Linked DNA regions of Mus musculus: region 2 is linked to region 1. A link is a loop called in an ENCODE intact Hi-C map of the cell type or tissue named here. Cell type or tissue: left cerebral cortex. All regions are shown on one strand.

Evidence for each region. Peaks named below come from ENCODE experiments on the same cell type or tissue, not always from the same donor. Only the 100,000 strongest peaks of a DNase experiment are listed, where the experiment ranks them.
Region 2: it touches region 1 in a loop (8-fold over the local background); 30 of 42 quality-filtered maps call a loop at or near these places.

Annotation. Positions count from the first base shown.
Region 1 is chr11:49,954,805-49,957,304 of GRCm38, forward strand. Rasgef1c (RasGEF domain family, member 1C) reads left to right here. Exons shown (of 14, transcript NM_029004.1): 2 at 2,230-2,412. The coding sequence starts at 2,236. Among named protein-coding and RNA genes, the nearest start is that of Rasgef1c, 54 kb to the left of the region's middle. In left cerebral cortex, a CTCF peak has its summit at 1,253 (motif pointing left); a DNase peak (open chromatin) is centred at 1,214; H3K27ac peaks cover 263 bases.
Region 2 is chr11:49,902,563-49,905,062 of GRCm38, forward strand. All of the region lies in intron 1 of Rasgef1c (RasGEF domain family, member 1C), which reads left to right. Among named protein-coding and RNA genes, the nearest start is that of Rasgef1c, 2.0 kb to the left of the region's middle. In left cerebral cortex, a CTCF peak has its summit at 964; a DNase peak (open chromatin) is centred at 975; H3K4me3 peaks cover 582 bases; H3K27ac peaks cover 533 bases.

The DNA.
Region 1 (2,500 bases):
TCATACTTACAGGAAAGGACATGGGTGCCTGGCCTGGGGCCTCCGTGTGCTTCCTGGAAAGATGTGTGTCTCCACACATGAACGCTTGCTTGATGTGCTCATCTGTGCTCACCCTCATCCACCACTTTGTCACTTAGGACCTGAGGCACCTGGCCCCAGACATCCAAGCACACTCTTTCACAATCACCCCACCTTCCCCTTGTTGGTCCCATGACAGGCTTGCTTTTCCACAGTCTCATTCCTTCCCTCAGTCCTCAAGTCAGTGACCTCCCCATGCTCCTACTTGGCAGCCCGTCCCCTCTCAGGTCACCTCTGTAGGACATCCCTTCAGCTCATAGCATAAGCTTAGGGATCTAGCCACCCACCCCTAAGGACCCGGCATCAAGTGCCTAGGGCTGAGCCAAGCCTAGGGATGTTCTGAGAGGTTCCTTGATTGACTTGTGAATTGTCCCTCTGTGATTCTCCCACCACCTGGCAGACCACTGTCCTTCCCCACAGAGGGTTTCAGTGTCACCTCCACGCTGTCACTGGCCAATCTGGGAGAAAATTGGACTGGAATCCAGGATGGGCTGCATAGTGAAGAGGTGGGAGGCATTACACAGGAGAGGGGAACTTTGGAAAGCACATATTTTGGCATGTGAAGTTAGAACCAGGTGCTGAGCCCCAGGCATGAGACAGAGCTAGCACCTGCTGTCTCCAGAGATGGCCACCCTCTCCACTGAAAGCCTTCAGGATCCCCCTCCACACCCCCCCATCTTCATCTGCACCGGCTTCCCCACACAGATGAGCAAGAGGTGGTCTGTGAAATTTGTGTTTTCAGAACTGAAAATTGAGTGTTGGAGATTGCTAGGGAGGTAAAATTAAGCTGTGACTGTCACCAAGGTCAGGGCTGTCCAGGTTGCCATCCACACGGACTGACTAAGCACTCGCTAATTCTGTAACCCCATCCCAGCACCTCCCACACCACAGACTGTGGACAGCCCTCTGGAGAAGTCCCCCTCATCTCTGAGTGGGCTCCGGCCTCCTGTCTTTCTGTCTCTAGGTAAGGGTCACTGGAGGACAGAAAAGGCAGGCAAAGCCAGAGTCTTTCAGGGGGTGAGCCCATAAGATTCTGTGTTTGAGAAAATGGGGTGACCTGACTGTCTAGGCTGGAATTCGTTCAACATCCACAGACCTACAGGCATGTGTGGAAGAAATGGCATGAAGCACGGGCTCTCTGTTAAAATGCGCATACGCCCTCTGCTGGCCAGGCCATGGAAGAGCTCAGCATTGGTCTAGAGAAGGCCTACATAGGGAGAACACTGAAATGCCCACAGAGGGTCCTTAGCTACACCACCAACTGACAGAAGCCCCAAGGCCTACAATAGGGCTCACAGTGGCTCATCACCCACTGATGCCCACTAGGGGTCAGATGTGAATTTGGAGCTACTCTGTAGGCTAATGCACGAGGACCATAATAAGTTAAAGGCCTGCCTAGACTACAGAGAACATACAAAGCCAACTTGGGTAACTTAGCAAGACCCTGCTTCAAAATGAAATAGCAAAGCGAGCTGGGATGTTGGCTCAGCCATAGAGGCCACAGGTATTGTGCACAGGCAGTCAACCCCTCCAAAAGGAGTATGCCTGCTTTCCTAGCTCCTCACAATGCTGAGATGAACCAACAATGTCGAGTTTACATTCTCCAGTCTAGTCAATGGGACCTCAGGGGAACAATAGCTTCCAAGTGTCAAGGAAGCTCTGGGATTGTTCCTGAACCCCTAATCTGGATCAGGTTCAATCCTGAGTTTTTTGTGGCCAGTAGCTGGGGCAAGATGGTGGCTATTAAGGACTTGGACAAACAACTTTTCCTGCCCTTGGTAGCTCACCTCTAGAGTGCAGGCAGCGAGCGGAAAACTCTGAAGCAGGGGGATTACTGTGAGTTGCAGGCCAGCCTGAATTATAAAGATAGAGAGAAGTGGAGGGGTAACCAACTATTAAGGGTGTGTTTTCCGGGGAGAGATGGTTCCGGAGAAACAGTAAAGAAGAGATTATTCCTGGGAGAAGAACTGGGGAGGCTATAAGAAAATGGAGAATGGGTGTTGGGCTGTGAAGTGGGGGACACTGGCAGCCTCTCACGATGTGATCACTGAACAAAAGTGTGGACAGTCAGAGGCATAGTTCTCCAGCCTAGAACCCAGAGAATCAGTGGGCTCCCACTTAGTTACCCCCAACTGTTTCTTGCCATTGCAGGCAGGCATGCCCCGGACACTGACTGCCTCCGACATGGTCACCCCAGGCAGCCTCAGCCCGCCTCCCACAGAATCCACAGAAGGAGAGCAGGCCGGGCAGCCCCTCCTGGACGGAGCTCCATCCTCAGCCTCTTTGGACACCCTGATCCAACACCTCGTGCCCACAGCCGATTACTATCCCGAGGTGGGTGAGCCGCCGCCTGGCATGGGGAAGGGGCAGGAGAGCACGGCACAGGTGACAGGGCTGGGAATGGCCTCCTGCCTGGGAGTCG
Region 2 (2,500 bases), 52 kb before region 1:
GCAGTGGCAGGAAGCAGGCTCAAGGATGAAGACAGAGAAGCCCTGGAGAGAAGTGGGTGCTCTGAACGCCGCTGTCTGCCCAGCAGCTTAGATGGTAAGGTGGTGGGGTCCCTTGCACTCCAACTGACCCCCTCCTGTGGCTGTAGGGCAGGTAAGAGAGGCCAAGAAGGGTCCTGGGAAGACCCACCTGATGCGCAGGGCTGTTTCCACTTCACAGTCAAGTAAACAGACTCAGAGGGATGAGAGGACTTGCTCCCAAGAAGTGACAAAGGTGAGGTTCCAGCTCCTACCCCAGTACTTCAGCCACTTTGTCAGGTGCCGTAAGAATGCTGTGTTCACTGAAAACCTACTGTGTGCAGCCAGCTTCCTATCCTGAACACTGTTCCCACACTGGTGTGAGGGCAAGGGAAAATCTGAAGTCGTTTTAGAAGATCATCTCTATGAGGACAATAAAATGGGGTAATGGGCTGGAGAGACGCAGGTATTGGGACAGAGCCTGGGCCTGGCCAGAGAAGGTACCTGTCCCTGGCTAGAGACCTCTGTGCTGTAAGTCAAAGTTGGAGCCTGGAGCCGGTGGAAAAGGGTTGAACAGGTGCAACATACGGACGATGCGTGGTAAGGGCTTTGAACCGGATACGTCAGCAGAACTTAGGCTTGGATGTTCGTCTGGGCGCAGTAGTCCTCGGAGGTTTGGAGTTTGACTTGTAGAAGGAAAGGTTTAATGGCAGTTGAAGAGCTGTGCAGGAGGCAGAGATGAAGCAGGGTTAGAGTGGCCAGGCAAAGAGAACGCAGACAGGCCTAAGAGATCAGAGGTGTGGAGATATTTGAGAGGGCTGTGCCCATCCACCCCTGGCGGCATAGCCACGTAAAGGCCTTCATCCTGACAAAACCAGAGCCACAAAGAGGCTTATAGCAAGTTGAGGGGCTCAGGTGGAAAGGGAGCCTGGTTTTAATTCAAGTGCTTTCCCACTCTGGTCCAGCAGGGAGCGCGTGAGTGCGGGCTGGGTTGCAGAAGTCCAGTCTGGGTGCTTGGGCTAGGCTCAACTTGTGGAATCTTCTGACTTGTCATCAGGTGTCTCAGAGGGCTGGTCCACCACTCACATTTGTCCTTAACCAAACCTGGAATAGGCCGTTTTCCAAAGAGGCTTTTATTCCTTTAAATGGCAGTTGAGAAGCCTAGAAACCACCATCTAGGTTAGGTGTGCCCATGACTGTCCTGGTGCCGCTGAATCTAGACTTTGTCAGGGAGTCCCAGCCAAATCGCTTTTAAAAACAAACTAAAAATTTATATTTCTGTCTCTCACAGTGAGAACCTGATTCCCAAATCATCAGTTATATTTAATTGTTTGCTAAACACTAGAAGACACACAGATGGTTTCAGAAAGAAACTACGTAAACTACTACCCACCCATAACTGCTACCTAAGGTTTCGGATGCCGTTGGGTGCACACCCAGAGCTTGGTGGGTCGTTTTTCAGTCTGATACAGTTTTGGTTTCATGAGTTTCTAGTTGCATTCAGCCTGGTTTTGCACATCCTTGGTCTTGCAATTTTATTTTTGAATCTGTAAAATATTTTTATGGCTCAAAGGTCACAACTACACAAAAGCTATATTTAGAAGCTATTTAGAAGTACAGCCCATAGACAACTTGTCTGTTTCTTTTTACCAAAGAAGCAATTTATACATTATATTAGTATCTGTTGCATCCCCCTTTGTACTGTGACAAAAATTTTACCTAAAAACTGGCTCTCCCGGTCTATAGAGACCTTTCCAGTTCTTTTTTCACTACCACATATTACTCTACTGTGTGACTGCACTCTAGCTTATTTTATTTGTGTGCTGTGGGTGAACCTCTGATTTTTATTCCAGGCTTTTGACTTTTTTCCCTCCGTCTTTTTAAATTTTTTATTTTTATGTGTGTGTGTGTATGTGTGAGTGTGTGTGTGTGTACTTGTGTGGAGGCCCAAAGATGTGCTGGATTCCTTGAAGTTAGAGTTACAGACACTTGTGAGCTTGTGTTCATCTTTAATTAATTAAAATATTTGCTTATTTTATTCATCTTTAGCCAAAGGGAAGAAAAAGTGTATTCGGGATCCTGGTATGGGGACAGCGGTTGAACAAAAAGCCTTCCCTCGCGTGTTTCTGAGTCTGGCAGGACGCACTGATGCCACTTGATATTTCAAAGGTCTCCTAGCTATTCCGGAGTGTTCATGATATGTGGCGTTGGATCATGTTAGTGTGTTCACAGTGTGCAGGAACGTAAGTGTGTGTGGGTGTGTGGGCCAAAGAGTAACCTTGGGTGTTATTCCGTAGGCACCCTCTGTCTTACTGCTCCTAAGACAAACCTAGAGCTTGCCAGTTAATCTGGGATGTCTGGCATTCGAGCCCCAAGGATCTGCCTTGTCAGTGCCTCCGTGGTACTGAGATGAAAGGTATGTGCCACCCTGCTTTGCTACACGCACACACACATACACTCACACACACATACACATACATACATA